2 separate regions of the Homo sapiens genome follow, and region 2 is linked to region 1. A link is an interaction called in ENCODE POLR2A ChIA-PET data of the cell type or tissue named here. Cell type or tissue: HepG2. All regions are shown on one strand. Links, peaks and the distances in the headings refer to the core of each region. The heading gives the core; the rest is flanking DNA.

Region 1 (8,647 bases), core at 200-8,199:
TGGTTCTGGACATAAGTGCTCCAATCACCCCTAGGAATGCTGGAATTTGCGTGAGAAGGTATCTTAGAGAAAGGTTAGATGTGAGCGGTTCCCTGGGGGCAAGGGCTGGGAAAGGGGCAGGAAGAGTATGGTGGCTCTGCCCCCCCGGGAAAAGTTGAAGGCCCTTATTTGGCATCACCACTCACCTAGGCCTTGGTTGTCCAGGAAGGCCTGGGAAACAGGGCGACAGAGTGTCTCGGGTCTCCCCTCCCCTCTACCCACCCCCCAGGCTTTACTCTGGGTCAGTTGAAGCCTGAAGTGGCTTTTAAGCAATTAGACCAAGCACTGGGCACTTTCAAATCTAATTGTTTCAAAAGCCCTTGAAGGGTTTGAGTCTGAGCTCTTAAAATGCCAGAGAAGAGGGAAATCAGTGATGGTGGGAAGTGTGCGGGGCCCAGCTCTCTTCCCCTGCCCCTGTTTCTGCTCTCCATCTTCTTGAGGATGGAGCGAGTGGACAATTTAGAGCAGAAGGGTCCCTCCTCCCCAGGCTCTGAAGGTTCTGTATCCCCTTCCCTGCCCTACTTCAGGTATCCAAGTAACTGTTTAATCAAACTCTATGCCCTCCCCACCAAATTGATGAGAACTAGGGCCGTCCAGTAGGGAGACCCTGACCCCAGTGGGCAAAGCATCTCACCATCACCCAAGAAAACATGTCAGCAGCCTCACTGTGATTGCACACCTACTCATGGGCTGGAGGCTTGGGATTTTTTAAAAACCTCCTGACCTCAAGGAGACCAACAGCCTGACAAGGGAGAAAAGAGCTGCTTCAAATGGGCAGAAATGAGAGGTTGAACTTAAGAGAGATGCAAAAGCAGTGAGCTCCAGGAACACCGAACTGGGTGGGAGTAGGGCCAGAACTGGAGGAGAGAATTGAGGAACGCTCCATGGTGGAGGGTGACATTTGAGCTGAGCCTGAAGAGTCCGTAGAATTGTGCAGGTCAAGTTAGAAAGAAGGGTACATTATGAGTCCAGGGAATGAACATGAGCCAGAAGTGATCATGGAAGGGTGGAGGCCCCTAAGGACTCACATCCATCCCATCATGCTCTGACTCAGTTTCTTTGTCTATAAAATGGATCACTAGACTGGCTCAGTGGATTCTATTCGTGTTCTCCTGAGCTTTGGAGGTCCACAGAGAAGCTTTGGACCACTTATGGGCCAAGTGGGAGAGCAGAGGAGGCAGGGTCTAGACCTTTGCCTTCAACTGGAGCTTTAACTCTTAGCTGTTTTATATTTTGGATTTCGGTATACTTTTGAGTCATTTTGTCCTCTGCAAACTACTGGGTGGATGGGTCCCTGGATATCTTCCAGCTCTGAGCTCAGGGTCTTCCTCATGATCAGCCACTTCCCTACCAAGAAGGACAGAGAGAGAAATCTATGCAGAGCCCTGAGGGCCAGTGGGGTGGAAATTCTACCCCAAGTTCTGATGTCCTGGAAGGGCTCCTGCCCAGCTGCCCTGGGGAGCTCAGCCCATGACCAAACTCAGATGGACTGATGGGTTTGATTCCTGGAGATATATCATTAAAGCACCTCCCTTTACATTTAGGTAAAGTCTCCCAAACTTTTTTCATGAGGAGAAATTGCCTTTCCTTCCATTGAAGGTGCAAAAAAGACAGCTTGGGTTGCTGCCAATATACCTACATGCTGTCAGAGGGTGTGGATGCCACTACCCACAAAGCCCAGAGTTTGGACAGCAGCCCACCAAACAGCTTAGAGGTGTCCCAGCTAAGCCTTCGAGATAGGATGGAGGGTCTCCAGGAATGCCAAAGGAAATTGTTGAGGAAATCAAAGAATGAATGAACAAATAAAGAGGCCACTGCCAAAATGCCCTTGAAAGGATCACTTTGGAAGCTGTTATTAGTCGTGTTTACCTTGGTGTGAATTAAGTATCTTAGGGTAAGAGTTGCTAGGAGGAAGGAAAGGTTTTGGAAACTGGATGTCACTATATAAGGAAAGAATAATACAAAAAGAAAGATGATGGGTGCAAGACAATCACTCACATAACTTCATCCTAGTCTCCACTACCCCCAGCTCCTCACCTTCCCTCAACCCACCCCCAGCCTCCTCCTCATACCCTCTCCCTTCTTTCCTCCCTGGAAATGCTCCCCAGCTCAGGGCCCAGGTGCTGAAAGGTGCTTTAACGTGAGTGAAAAAGTATTTGGCCTGGAGCAGGGGGACCGGAAGGGGGTGTCAGTCTGTGCCATCTGAAGGGGTGTGGCCCGCTGCATGTAAACATGGAGGAAGGGAGTGGCTTCCGGCCTGAGCTATGGGCCCAGGGAAGGACTGGAAATTCCTACCTGGCCTTCTGCTGCCTCCCCACCTGCCACTGCAGCAACTTCGCTTCACAAACAAAACAGAGACGGAAGTCAGTGGAGTCTTTGCAATGACATCTGCCCCTGCTCAAGTCCTCTGCCCTTGGGAGGTCCCACGACAGGCCTTGGCTCCAACCTTCAGCACCCAAGACCCCAGGATGGCCCATACTCTCAGGGGCCCCTGCCCTGGCCCTGGCCCACTTTCCTGGTCATGTTCTCTTAGGAGTGGCTTCTAGCTATAAAAGCCCAGGTAGGCTTAAGACAAGCAAACAACAATAATAACAACGAAACCCACTTCCCATGGTTCTCCCACAGTTATAGGTTGAGAAGTCAGATGTGTAACTTAGAGCAGGTCACTTAAACTTTCTGGATTTCAGCGTCTTCCTCAATGGACAAAACAGGTCGGAAGACAGTTTGAATCATATAAGGTGCTCTATAAGGGTTGGGGATAAATATTAGGCCATTTAACTGTGGGTTCAAATCCTGCCTCCACCTCCCACCAGCTGGGTGATCTTGGGCAGGTTATTGAATTCTTGGTGCCTCAGTTTTCTCATCAGAGGTGCTCCTGTGACCTATGTTGCAGCTTTGGGAGGTGGATTAAATGAGATAATGGATGCAAATCATCCAGCTCAGTCCCCACAGTTGGTAGAGGTTAGTTTTCTATTACTATATTTTGTTGAACCTAAGACTGTAAGATGCACCATTATTTTACGATCCACTAAGAAAAAAATACCACTGTCAATGAATTGTGAGACGCCTTGAAATGGAAGAGATACTGTATTATTGGAAGGACAAGTGGGGAGTGGGTGGGAAATGGGAATGTCAATCTTTTTCCACTTGGGATGCATCCTGGAATCCAATGCCCAGCCTGCATCCCAGTTAAACCAAAACCTCTGGAGTACAGCCAGTAATCTTTCTGTGACTTGGTTTCCCCATATGCAAAATTGGGATAATTATAGAATCTACTGGGGCCATTAAATGAGTTGATTCATGTAAGCGATTTAGAACAGTACCAGGCCCACAGAAATGCTAAAGTAATTGTTAACAACTATTCCTCTCTCCACCCCCAGGTCCTGGCACAGGCTAGGTGCCTTCTGACTGTTGGTTGATGCAGGAATAGACATGATCATGTGACTGCTGCCCTCCCTCCAACCCCCATCCAGCAGGGAGAGGCCCACTCTGGCCTCTGGAAGCCGGAGAAGAGGCTCACCTGCCCAAAGGCCTTCTGTCCAAAGTTCAAGGGAGCCCCACCCCTCCCAGATGCTCAGCTCACCCCACCCCCAACAGGCAGGGCTACAGTGTGGTGGGCACTGCCACACCCGGACCTGCCACAACCTCTTGGAGTCAGTGACAAGAACCAAACGCACCCCAGCCTCCACCCCTCCCCTTTCCTGCTTTTATTATTTTCTTTTCCATAAAGATTAGTCTGTGTTGCTCCTCTATCAAGGCCTGGAGGATAAACATGTGGTCCGGAGGCAGAGAAACCCCAGGCCTGAAGGCCCCACTGCCCCCACCCCAGCAGCATAAACCCAGGGCTTTTAAGCAAGGAATGGTTTTCAGTAAATCTCTCCTATCAGCAGAAACCTTTGAAAGAGTTTGTTTAAAGGCCAGGGAGATAAACAGCAAGGAGAAGTGTTTGTTTAAGATGTATGTTCTGTGTGGCCACTCTGGGGCCCGGATTTACATCTCTGGGGAGAGGAACCACTCGGAGGCCAGGGTGGGGGCCTTCCAGGGGCACCTTGGGCTCCCGGTGTGGACTTCAGCCCAGGCAGGGACCCATGAGCTCAGGGGAGGGAAGTTAGCTGGACTGCACTCACAGGCCTCTCCAGGCTTGGGGCAAGAAAGCAGGGGCTGAAAGGAGCTGCAGGAAGGGAAGAAGCCCTGTAAAGGAGGGGAGGGGTGCCTGGAAGGACCTGCTGGTTGGAATGCAGGCAGAAATCCCCTAGGAAGCCACCAAACACACACACACACACACACACACACACACACAAAGCTCAGAACAGGCTCAGGCTCAAGGCCCACCCCAAACAGCCTCATACTCAGCAGCCCAATACACAGCTGGGTATGGCCAGCTCTGTGACCTTGGACAAGCCACCTAACCCAGAACTAGAGCCCTAGTTCCTCTCTGCTGTGAAAACAACACACCTGCCTCAAAGGGTTTTGAGTTTTCCTCCTGTCATTTGACAGATATCGCTTGTACACCTACCGTATGTCAGGCACTGTTCTAGGTGCTTGGGATGCAACAGTAAACAAAATACAGCCTCTGTCCTTTTGGAACTTAAAGAGGAGGAAGATAGGCAATGAGCACAATAATCAGTAAATTAAATACTCTTCGGAAGGTGACATGAGCTATAGAAAGAAATAAAGCGGGTACAAAGACCTGGGAAAGGATGGTTAGGTTGGACCTCCCAGAGAAGGTGGTCCTTCAAGGAGATGCAGGTATCTGAGGGGAGAGAAGCTCAGGCAGAACCCTCAGCCAGGGCAAAAGCCTGGAGGATTGAATAAAATACCTTAGGGTAGGTGCTGAAGCATAGTCCTGTGGTCAGTAAATAACGTCCAATGTTGTCATTATACTGAAGCAGTTACTGAGGCCTGGGATGGGCAGGGAAGCCTTCAGGGAGGATGCAGGACTTAAGCTGGGTTTTCCCTGGAATTCCTTCTCCCTGCCAAGTGGAGAGAAAGGCCCTGCAGAAAAGCATCATGGAGGTAGAGAGACAGGAGAATGATGGCAGAGCTCATTCCCCAAACCCAGTGGTGGCCAAGGGGTGTAGGGACCAACGCAGCTGGATTCTCAAGGAAAGTCTTTGGCCTGGGTCAGGAGTCTGGGCTCCCAGTTCTGGCTCTGCCCCTTGCTGGCAGGTGATTTGGGGCAAGTGATTTGAAGCTTCTTGCGTCCTTCTTTTCTCTACGGTAAAATGGGAATAATATATCCTCCCTTCATTGAATTGGTTGAGAGGATGAAAAGAGATATGGGGCCAGGCGCAGTGGTGCACACCTGTAATCCCAGCACTTTGGGAGGCCGAGGCGGGCGGGTTGCCTAAGCTCAGGAGTTTGAGACCAGCCTGGGCAACACAGTGAAATCCCATCTCTACTAAAATACAAAAAATTAGCTGAGCATGGCGGCATGAGCCTGTAGTCCCAGCTATTTGGGAGGCTGAGGCAGGAGAATTGTTTGAACCTGGGAGGTGGAGGCTGCAGTGAGCTGAGATCGTGCCACTGCACTCCAGCCTGGGTGACAGAGCGAGACTCCGTCTCCAAAAAAAGAAAAAAAAGAAAAGAGATATGGTGGGTGTTTCTGCCTGGAACATAGCAGATGCTCAATAAACATTGGATTTGCATTTTGGGCTGTCCTGTGCCCTTTCAGACTCCTTTTGGGCACTTTCCTGAAAGGATGAGCCAGATGGTGATGAGTCTACTGGGTCCCAGACTTGGAGGAGAAGACGACTAATAGCTGAGCATGGTCCCCACGTAGCTGAAGGGCTGTCCCGCCAGAGAAAGCCTAGATTTGTTCCAAAGGGGCTCCAAAAGGAAGGAAGAAGTTTCACGGACACAGATTTTCATTTGCACTCAGGAGGAATTTGGCAATGGTCCGGGCTATTTAACAGCAGGATGGACCTCTATAGAGACAGCTAGCTCGTGCTATTAGGAATTGTGTGGGCAGAGGTGGCTGAGTTGTTTTTTGTTTTGTTTTGTTTTTTGTTTGTTTTTTGTTTTGAGACAGAATTTCACTCTTGTCACCCAGGCTGGAGTGCAATGGCACTATCTTGGCTCACTGCAACCTCCACCTCCCAGGTTCAAGTGATTCTTCTGTCTCAGCCTCTCAAGTAGCTGGGATTACAGGCGCGTGCCACCATGCCTGGCTAATTTTTGTATTTTTAGTAGAGACGGGGTTTTGCCATGTTGGCCAGGCTGGTCTCAAACTCCTAACCTCAGGTGATCTGCCTGCCTTGGCCTCCCAAAGTGCTGGGATTACAGGCGTGAGTCACCGCGCCCAGCCCTGAGTTTTGGGTAGAGGTAGAACAGAGAGGTGGGGACTCCTTCTCTGCGAAGTTTGGACCCGTTGGCTTCTGGGATCCCTTCCAGCTTTGAGATTTGGGGATTTACCTCCATTCCTTGCCAGGCTTCACAGTCCATCAAGATCTACCCATACAACAGATTTTTTCCAATCCTTCACGGAAATTTGCCTGACCCCTGTGTCCTTTGGCTTCAGTCATGTGATGGGCCAGCACATCTGAGAGATGCATCCATGCTAAATTTGGAGTGGTCACAGATTAACACATTAGTCCTTCCAGGTAACCCAGATGCAGGTTTACAGGGTCTTGGATCTGTCAACTTAAAGGTAAAAGGAACAGTGGAACTTCTAGCACCGGGGAGGGACCGAGGACAGATATGTTTGGGAAAACATGCCTGAGAAGTTCATCAAATAGTGCCTAGTACCCTCCAAATCCTTCTTACAATAAGATTAACTTTAGCTAAGATCACAAACCAGAGCTCAAAGATCTGAAGGGCTGGAGTGCCTACCTTGGCCCCTCTTCATGAGCCAGGTGAAGTTCCAGGGGATCTCTGGACACCTTCTCCTTGCCCTGTAGACGCCTTGCCAAGGAGAACCCGCTTGCCTGGCAGCTGTAAGCCAGCACTTTTCTTTTCAAAGCCTCTGAGTCTCCTTTCCCTCCTCCTCCTTCCTTCCCGCCTCCCCCCTCAACACCCAAAAAAGGAGGATGCCCCTTCTGTTGAGTACACAGCCTGCAATTTTGCTGTCAAATCTCAGCCAGGAGGTCAGTGTTGTGACTGACTGTGTAAGGATCGCTCCCTTAAGGGTAATTACACTAAATTCCCCTCTGAAGGACAGCTCTCTCTGGATAGAATACAAGAAAACTCCGCATCCCCCATTCACGGAAACTCATGATTTCTGTGGCTGTCACTGGTACTCTGGCAGCGAGACACTTCGAGGTTCTCCAACCACTCGGAGGTGAGTATGAAGGCGGTGGCCGTGGCAGCACCCAGGCCATGGAGGTGGGTGGCCAAGCGGCAAGATTAGGGGCGTGGGGTCCAGAGGGACCCCTCTGGGGAGCTGGGGTCCTGGGTGGCCAAGCAGGAACTGGGCCACAGACAGGAGCATCTCCACCTGAGCTGGCCACGCCCTGAACAGGGAATGCAATGTCTCTCCACTGACATTCACCCCGGGAGAACACCCCTACACATGCACTCATTCCTTTGTTTAACACATTGCCTTAGAGCACTCATCACCTGCCCTGCACTGTACTAGGCACTAAAGGGGGACCCGCGATGGGGCAGCAGCCCCCTCTGCAAAGAGCTGGAGCACTCGTTGGCAAAACAAAGCACTTACATGTGAAAGGTGAATAAATATCCAAGCCTCCTCCATCCCCTGCATCATCCCCAGACCCTATCAGAGGGGCAACACGCTGACCCTTGTCCCCACCTGCCCTGAAGGAGGCTGGCAGCTAGACCTTTCAGGTCTAGCAGCCACACTTCCACTCTCCCCACCCTGGGGAGACCCTGGCAAGAGTTGGGGAGTCACTCACCCACAACAAACAGTTAAAAGGAAGAAAGCAGGTCTGGCGATATCAATGCACTTTGATAACAATAAACTCTGCTTTTAATTTATGCTAATGTGTAGGGCTGTGGTGACAGTAAGAACTAAATTACAGAGTGGCTTTCGAGCTGGTAATTATCCCTCCATTTTTCGCTGCTCTGGAAGATGGACACACAATTATGCTCTCTTGCTGTATATTAATACAGATTCTTGACATCTTCAGCAGACCTGGAGCTGTCATCGAGCTTTTTGTCTCCTTTAATTGAAAATTAATGGTTACTAGGTTGCCACGGAAACAGAGGCCACGGACGCCAATGGCGCTCACGTCTCACCGCGGGACTGGCGGCGTCAGGAGTCCGGAATGACCTTGAAAGTTAAAAGAAAAAAAAAAAAACTTAAAAAAGAAGGGGAGAGGAGGGGAGAGGAGGAGAGGAGGGGAGGGGGACAGGAGGGTGGGGGGGGTGTTCATGTCAGAACTGAGAGAGAGACAGAGAAAGAGGAGAAGGAAAGGAGTGAAAAGGGGGAAGAGGGAGAGAAAAGAGAGGAAAAGAAGAGATTAAAAATTGAAAAGAAGAGAAGAAATTCCAGGAGGTTGGGAGTGTGGATGCTGGTGAGGGGAAATTAAGTTAGTAAGTTTTACCTCTCAGCTTTTGCCTCTTACCTCTCGTGCTGTTGCTCACTTTCTCTCTCTCTCTCTCCATCTCTCTCTCCCTTTCTCTCTTTTTTAAAGACCCACTGAAACAC
Region 2 (8,647 bases), core at 121-8,120, 58 kb after region 1:
TCAATTAAATGTTTGAAAAAGTGCTTTGAAAACTGCAAGGCAAATGTTAGCTGTTAAGTTTAGTGTCAGCCTGTGCCAGCCTCCCGTATTCAGCCTAGACTAAAATGAGTTTTGTGAGTGGGTATCACATGTCTGCTGTGTGCTGGTGGTTGGAGATGGGGGTTCACAGCTACAGTTGACAACATCTGTGCTTTCAAGGAGGCCCCAGTCTGGTTGGCATATTCAAAGAAAGTGGGGCTGGGGATCTGCCGGAGTTAGGACCCATTATTTCCCACGTCTCTCTGAGGTGGGCAGTCCAGTGATCTCCAGGCCGCAGTGCCAGCAGGCAGTGTGAACACATCTGGTGCAGCAGCGTGGTCGATGTGACCCTCCTCGTTCACCGTGTTAACTCGCCCTTCAGATGGCGAGACTCCAGTTAGTGCTGCCACCACCTCTGGGAAGCCTTCCGAGACTTCCCCAGGTAGAAGAAAGCCTTCTCTGACCCCTGGCACTCACCCCCACTTCAGGCTGACTAGTTTCTTATCATTCGTGTTTTGTTTTGTTTTGTGTTTTGTTTTGTTTTGTTTTTTGAGATGGAGTCTTGCTCTGTTGCTCAGGCTGGAGTGCAGTGGTGCCACCTCGGCTCACTGCAAGCTCCACCTCCCGGGTTCACGCCATCATTCTGCCTCAGCCTCTGGAGTAGCTGGCACTGCGGGCTCCCACCACCACGCCTGGCTAATTTTTTGTATTTTTAGTAGAGACGGGGTTTCACCATGTTAGCCAGGATTGTCTTGATCTCCTGACCTCATGATCCGCCTGCCTTGGCTTCCCAAAGTGCTAGGATTACAGGCATGAGCCACTGCGCCTGGCTATCATTCTTTATATTAGAGGCTATCATCACAGAACCTGAGCTGTGAGCCCTGGGGGGGCAGAGGCCACATTCTGTTTCTGTGTATCCCCAGCCCCTAGCCTGGTCCCTGGCACGCAGCAGGTACTTCATAGATGTGAGAAGAGTGGTGAGTGAGGACCCATGTATGAGAAGGAATGGTGGGAAGCTGAGGGAGGGGAGCCTTGGCCAGACCTAAGGTCTTACCTGGCTCTCATCTGGCCTGGTCTTGGCAGGAAGAAGGAAAGGGGTTGTGGGTAGGGGGTGTAGGGGGAGGAAGGGCCTGTCACAGGGAGGGGGAGGTCTCAGGAATGAGACTGCAAGGCCTTGCCATTTTTTTCCTGTAAATCATGTAATTTCATGCTCCAGGGGACCACAAAGTAAGAGAGTCAGTGGGGAGTCAACTCCCCTGGCCACCCCCCACCCCACCCCAGGAGACTGAGCAGGGCTCTGCCCCCAACTGCCCCCAGGAGCCCCTCCCTGCTGTTCCCTCCTGTCCCCCGGGGATCTGGAGTGTGTCATCTCCCCACCCCAACCAGTGTCCCTTTTGGGTCGCCTGGGCTGGCCAGCCTCTCTGAGCCATCTTCTTCCCCTACCCTTGTGCCCTGGCCTCTGACCCCTGTACCCCCTCAACCCTACTCTACCTCCACCTTTGGAGGACAAAGAGCACTTGTCAGTAGACCTGGAGGAGTTTGTAAAAGCAAGGTAGTAGAGGCAGGGGCTCCTTCCTAATGACCACCTGACTCCCTGCCCTTCCTCACCCGCAACCCCCCCCCCCACCCTTCCTCCTCTTTCCGCAGAGCCTTTTGACTTAGAAAGGTCAGATTTCTGCTTTCTGAAGTGAATCTGGAAGAGGAGAAACATCCTGTCCCCCTCTGGAAGCCCAGGGCACTTCTCTGGGTGTGACATCCAGGGAAGGAGGTGGGGTGGGGGTGGCCTGTGAGGAGCACACCAATCTGAGCTCCAGGTTTGCTGCAGGACACCTTCCCGTCAATAGGCCAGTGCATATTTAGTTGCCCTCCTAGGGTAAACTAGATTTAAAGCCTCAGGAGGCTCGGCTGTTTGCACTGATGATGAACGGACGCGAAGGTGGTTGTGTGTATATGCTTGGTACACAGTGGTCACTCTCTTTGCTTGTTGAGCGATGATGGGTGGTGCAGCCATATCCCACCTTAAAAGGTTTTGCCTTGAAGGTGCTTGTGGTGGGGTAGGAGAATAGGGGCCCATACAGAAAAAACAAGTGTATGTGTGGACAGATGTGAGAGAGAGCCACAGGCGGGCGCATTTCGTCTAATAAGTGCGCAGGGCACGAGGCTATGTTGGGGAGAGGCTGGAGGAGGTGAAGTGGAGAATTGTGGAGAGATTAATGAGAGCCGAAGGGAGTGAATACTTCCCGAATGCCAACTGGATGCCAAACATTGGTCCTTTAATCCCCCTAGTAATTTGGAGATGGGTAGTTTCCCAGTTTTGCAGATAAGGAGACTGAAGTGCAGAGAACTGGAATAACTTGCCCAAGGTCGCAGCTGGCAGGCCGCACAGCTGGGATTCAGACCCAGGACTGCCTAAGGTTGGAGCCCTGTGTCAAGGGCTTAGACACACCTGCACTGGCTCCCAAGGGGGTCTTGAGCAATCTGGAAGCAGATAAATTTTGTGCTGCTGAAATGTGGATTCAGAACTTGCCTTCAAACCTCCCACTGAAGCATAGTGAGGACATAGAGGGCTTGACTGGCCTCATAGATAATTTCCTGGGCCCTCCTGACCCCTCACTCCTACCAGACGTCTCACTGCCCATCAGTTTACCTTCCGGGCCCCTCCTACTCCTTGACTGTCACACTGACCCACTGGAGTGATTCCTCCAGCAATCTCCATATGCCTCCCACTCGTATGACCCCTCTGGCTCAGTTCAGTCTAAGCCACTGTGGCCACCAAGCCCACAGCACGATGGTCCATGCATCTCTGCTGATAGTATACCTTTCAGAACTTAATCTAATTCCTCCAGCAGCATGCATGTACAATCCTTGAACTCAGAAAGTCACACGGTACTCAGACCTTGTGCCACTGACCCCAGGGCTCTTCCCTCATCCTCCCAACTGTGTGCTCTGGCTCCACAGTGAATGCTACTTTTTAGCCCCCAGACTGACCACCCAGTAAGGCAGTTGGCCTTGGAGCCAGGCTTCCTGGGCTCAAATCTTGGCTCTGATGCCGCCTAGCTGTATGATCCTGGGTAAGTTACTTAACCTCCTGGAGACTCCGTTTCCTCATCTGCAAAATGGGGCAATAATCCCTACCTTACAGCCTTACAGAGGAAGATTAAATAAGCTCTTGCCTGTACAGTGCCTGACCCATAGTAGATGCTCAACAAATAGTACTGATTTACTAATGCCCTGAGTCAACCCCCTTTATTTTCCTCTAAGAGTCCCTTTTTGACCATGGGCCCTTCCATTTGCTGTCCCCATTGAGTCCTAACAAAACTTCACTGGGTCCCAGGCTGAGTCTGTAGAGGCTCTGATCCCTGAACCCCAACAGCTCTTCTCAGTGACTTCTACTACCCTTACCCCAAGCCCTTATGGACCCATGACCCTCTCACCCCCAAGACCTTCCACCTTACCCTGATCTCCTTCTCCTTACTGCCCCAAACACTCCCTAATCCCTGGATCCCACCCAGCCTCCCAGGCCATTGCTGACTCAGCCCCTGTCTTGCAGGCTCTCCAAGTGGCCCGGCAGTTCCTGCTGCAGCAGGCCTCAGGCCTGAGCTCCCCAGGGAACAATGACAGCAAACAGTCTGCCTCTGCTGTGCAGGTGAGGAAGAGAGCACCCCGCTGGCTCTGGGTTGGGCTGGAGTGTGGGCCTGGCACAGAGGGAGGGCAAGGACCCGTTGGAGAACTGCTCTTGCCAGTTCCAACACCAAAAAGTGGGCAACTTTTCAAAGGAAATACAGTCACTGCAGGGGTGGGGCAAAAAGGCTTCCCACTTTCTCTCGTCTCCACCTGATCAGCCAGACCTTCCGCTAGCTTAGCCTCTTTGTCCCTGTCACTCAAAGTTTGTCTGCAGCTCTCCCTGTCTCTTTGTACCTCTCTCACTGTTTGTTCTCCCCTGCCTCTTCCCTTCAGGGTCTCTCTTGGTCACTTCTCATGTTTCTGCGTCCCTGTCGGTCACTCCCTCTGTCCCTCTGTGTTCCTGTGTCTGGGGCTCAGCCCCTCCCAGGCCATCTCTGTTGCTGCAGTCACGTCACCAAGTCCCCCCTTCTCTTATCCTCCCCCCTTATCCCTCATCCACCAGCTCTCTCGCAGTCTCTCCATGCTTCCTGTCTCTTGATGTCTCTCTGTCTCTTTTGTTTTCCTTTGCACAATCTGCCCTTTTTTCCCCTTCTCCCTTCCCTCCAGCTTGCCAGCCCATCTGGCTGGCTGGGGGAGGGGAGATCTGTGGGGGGTGGGCGGGGGGTGGGGGAGCCAGGCCTTCTGTTTACCTTTTGTGTCACAAAGAACTTGGGAGAATTGCAGTCTGAGTCCGGGTTGGGTCACTACTCGGGCAGCCACTCCCCTCCCCCTCTGCCCAGCAGCCCGGGATCCATGCTCCCCCCACCCCTCCCCCAGCAGAGGGAGGCTCAGAATTGGGGAAGGGATTAAGCCAGGCTTTGAAAGGAAGTTTATCTAAGGGAAGAAGGGTGAGTATGGTTGGTTCTGAGCTGGAGGTGCTCTGGAGTCTGGGGCTGGGTGCTGAGGGAAGTGAAGAGGAGGGTGGGGTGGGTGCAGGGTGCTCAGAGAAGGACCCAGGACCAGGCTTTGTCCTGGGTGGAGATTCCAGTGCTCTGACAAAGTCTGAGTTTTATGTAAAACAAGTTTATGTTTGGAAAAAGTTCAAGGTGCCCAACAGATGTGCAGCCTTAACAGTAACCCTCTTAAAATTCTTGACCCTAAGGAGACAACCCTCAAAGGGGAGGAGCTGGGCAAAGATCAGGGCGTGGCCTGGGGTGGAGGAGGGGAAGACACAATCTGGAAAGTCAATAAAGAGAGGAAGAGAAAGATCTCATCAGAATGAGATCTAAAAGGTTCTCATACCCATGCTGGTCAGGATTGGGCCTCTTTAAATTAATGATCCCCACATACAATCCCAGGGTTTGAAGTGGTCCTTGGGCTTCCACTCTGAATCCTGCCCGCCCTGGACCCAGCTTAGAACAGGAAGGAGTAGGCTGGACAACAGCAAACGTTCCCCCAAACCAGAAAGGGGCTGCTGACCCAGGGGTAGGAGGGTAGGAGCTTGATGGTAGTGGGAGGGACTGGGGTAAGACATCTAGAAGGACTGCTCAGCTGGGGATTAAGGGTCACAGATCTGAAATAATTGAGAGCTGAAGGGAGACTATGGAATCTTCCTTAGGAAACTCCCTCCCTCCAAAATAAGAGAGGCCTAGAGGTTTCAGAGTCAGAAAGACAGATAAAATGATGTTTTTCTCAGGCCTTCTCTCTCCTTGTCTCATTACTTCCAAAAATTCATTGATTGATTCATTCATTCATTCAACAAATACTTACTGAGTACATCCCAAACTAACAACTGACATATACAGAGTGCTTACCATGAAGTGTAGACACTAAGCGCTTTACAGCTATCTCATTTATCCTCACAGTCCTATGGGAGAGGTGCTATTCTAGCCCCATCTTGCAGATGAGGAAACTGAGGCCCAGAGAGGTTAAGAAAGTTGTCCAAAGTTATACAACAAATAAAAGACAGAGTGAGGATTTGAACCCAATAGCTCCAGAACTCACACTTTTTTTTTTTTTTTTTTGAGATGGAGTCTCTTGTTGCCCAGGCTGGAGTGCAATGCCGTGATTTCAGCTCACCACAACCTCTGCCTCCCGGGTTCAAGCAGTTTTCCTGCCTCAGTCTCCCAAGTAGCTGGGATTACAGGCATGCACCACCAAGCCCAGCTAATTTTGTATTTTTAGTAGGGTTGTATTTTTAGTAGGTTTTAGTAGCGTTGTGTTTTTAGGTTTTCTCCATGTTGGTCAGGCTGGTCTCAAACCCCCAACCTCAGGTGATCTGCGCGCCTCTGCCTCCCAAAGTGCTGGGATTACAGGCGTGAGCCATCGTGCCCGGCCAGTAGAACTCACACTTTTAATCTCTGCATTGTGACGATCCCTTGTGCTTGGCACAATATTGGTAATAATGCCAATATTTCCCTGGTGTAGAAGCCTAGGCCAGATGGTTCTCAGGGTCTCAGGGATATGGGGGTTCTTGGGGCCATGGAGCCATGCTTCCCCAGGAGCCTGGATTCCCTACCTATATTGATCCCTCTATTTCTTCTCCAACCCTGAATACCTTCCTTGCCTTCTGCCCCTATTCCTAAGTTTATTATCTCCAAGGAGGTCAGATCCTTGTCCTGAAGTAGGGCCCAGGGCCTTGAAATGTTCTTCTATGAGCTCAAGATTGGTGAGGGGATAGGGGAGAGCAAGGACTGGGCTCCCCACCCGAGCAGAAGAGTGCATCTTGAGCCTGAGTGCAGTGGATAATGAAGGGAGATCAAGCGCAGCTCCTTTCCCAGGGCTCCCCACAGAACGCTGCTCTGCTCCCCAGCAGGATTTTCTGCCCACGCACCTCCCAGCCACGTTCACCATCCCTCTCCTCCAGAGCCAGCTTCAGAAGAGTTTCCAAAACTATTGTCAGGTCTCCAGCTCCAGCCTAGTGAGGGGCCCTCCTTCCAGGCCTGGACCCCACCAGGGAGAGACCTATCATAGAAGGCAGCACAGGTGGCCGAGAGTTGAGGACATGATGGGGGCAAAGGTGGCTGGGGCCTTGGCTTCGTCCATCCCCATCTGGCATTTTCAGAAGTTCTTCTTTATATCTCACTGCTATCTTTCCTTGCTGCAGCTGCAGCCCAGGATTAGTTTGAGGACTTCTGGTCATTTGCAGGAGAGTTTAAGCCAAACCAAACTCTGGCCTGATCTCCCCACATTGCCCCCCACTCACAGGGACCCCATACTCAAGAGACAATTTGGGTTCTTGACCCTGGCACCAAATTGCATTCGTTCCCACTCTCAGCCCTCAAATAAGCTTCCTGTGTGTCAGGCACTGTCCCTGTTCCTTCCAGTCAGACCGTCCAGCCGAGCACGCTGTATTCATGGGTGGGTGCAGGGTCCCTGAGGGAGGGGCTGGAGGCAGCTGCCGGCGTTTGGCCCAGGGCTCACACTGCCAGGGCTTAAGTTAGCACTTAGCTGCCCAGCTACTCTCCAGATGGTGACTCATGGGCCCTGCTGAGCCTGCTAGCTGCAGAGCGCCCATCCTGAGGCATCTGAGCCTGGCAAGGGGCCAGCGGGACACCAGAGGAGCTCCAGCTCAGTTCTCAGACCCCCAAGGGGCACAAGGAGAGGTGGATGAGGTCAACCAACTCAGGAGATCAGCATGCGGCAGCCACTTCCCAGACCCTTTGTGACCCCAGTGGGCCACCTCGAGACGAGTGCACACCATGTAATCCATCCAGATCTCTGTAGCAGCCTCCATAGGCAGCTGCTCAGCCAAGTGGCAGGAAAAGCAAGTGCCAAGGAGGCCTTCCAAGGTCATCTCTTCCATTCCCCTGCTTCCAAGGAAGAAAGGCCCGAGGAAGGAAAGGCCACATCCTTTTTTCACATGCTCCTGTCAGTGACTCACAGTCCTGGTGCCTGGAAAGATCTTCTGAGTGTCTGGTCTCAGTCTTTCCTGTTGCGGGCCACGTTCGTCTCTAGTTCAGCTCTCACAGCAGTGAGAATGAGTGGCCTAGTGCCTTGGTCCTCAGTGACCTTTGTCAGGCAGCACCCTAAGGCACACCAGGGGAGGAGACAGAGAAGGAGGGGAAAGGGAAAATCCAGAATGTTTTAAAAAGTGATTTTCTTCACGTTTACATAGAATTTAATGGCGTACAAGTCACTTTCACCCCTGCTCCCACTGTCCCTTCCGGGTCAGGGTCAGGGCAGGTTATTTAACCTCTCTGGGCCTCAGTTTTCCCATCTCATCTGTGAGATGTTAATGATGATGGCACCATCCTCACAGGGTTGCCGTGAAGATTCCATGAGATACACGTGTAAAGGGCTTAGCCAAGTGCCGTGCTGGGCACATAATAAGCAGTCAGCAACGTCTGCTAATGATGCAGGGAGGGCAGGTGCCCCAAATCCCAGTTAGCCGACCGGGAAAGTGAGGCTTGGTGATTTCAAGGCTAGTAAATATCAGGGACAAAAACCAAGGTCACCTGACCCAGAAATCTAGGGCTCTGAGCTCACCTGCACCAAGATGCCTCTCTTTGTTGGGCACCCCCTTGGGAGGAGGAAAGAAAGGACAGTGGTACTTGTTCCATGTCTTTGGATGGCAAAACCCACCTTCTTTGAGCAGCCTCCCCAGCTGCCTCTGGAACACCCAACAACAGACTTAGGGGCTGGCTCTGGAGTTGGGTCTATGCCGTTGTCTGCCTCCAACCCCAGGCCCACCACATCCACCCCTGCAGCCTGGCTTTCAGAGAGTCCTTCTAGGATACAACCGTAGAGTAGGAAGTTAGCCTTTGGGATCTCAGCCTCATCAGCCCCCTCAGCCTCCGGACGTCCCACCTCCACATTCTCTCCCTAACCCTTCCCAAGACCTGCCCTGCGGTGGGGCAGGCAGCATAGGATGTGAAAACCCTGGGAGCTATGGAGTATGCAGACCTCAGCTTACATCCCAACCCTGCCACTTAAGGCCACCAGACTTTCCTGGTCTCCTCATTGGTAAAAATGAGGTTAAAAAACAACAACAACAACAAAGAACAAAAAACACTCCTAAGGGCAT

What was found. Peaks named below come from ENCODE experiments on the same cell type or tissue, not always from the same donor. Only the 100,000 strongest peaks of a DNase experiment are listed, where the experiment ranks them.
Region 2: POLR2A ChIA-PET joins it to region 1 with 60 read pairs; 6 of 35 experiments call an interaction of 5 or more read pairs at or near these places.

The regions. Positions count from the first base shown.
Region 1 is chr6:41,515,957-41,524,603 of GRCh38, forward strand. LINC01276 (long intergenic non-protein coding RNA 1276) reads left to right here. Exons shown (of 3, transcript NR_120347.1): 3 at 3,420-3,896. FOXP4-AS1 (FOXP4 antisense RNA 1) reads right to left here. Exons shown (of 2, transcript NR_126415.1): 2 at 7,939-8,269. Among named protein-coding and RNA genes, the nearest start is that of LINC01276, 18 kb to the left of the region's middle. In HepG2, for the core only: no CTCF peak of the experiment used is centred there; DNase peaks (open chromatin) are centred at 2,265, 3,535 and 3,995.
Region 2 is chr6:41,574,418-41,583,064 of GRCh38, forward strand. FOXP4 (forkhead box P4) reads left to right here. Exons shown (of 17, transcript NM_001012426.2): 3 at 3,569-3,664. Among named protein-coding and RNA genes, the nearest start is that of MIR4641, 20 kb to the right of the region's middle. RefSeq lists enhancers at 3,960-4,583, 4,584-5,206, 7,120-7,621. In HepG2, for the core only: no CTCF peak of the experiment used is centred there; a DNase peak (open chromatin) is centred at 4,084; H3K4me3 peaks cover 887 bases.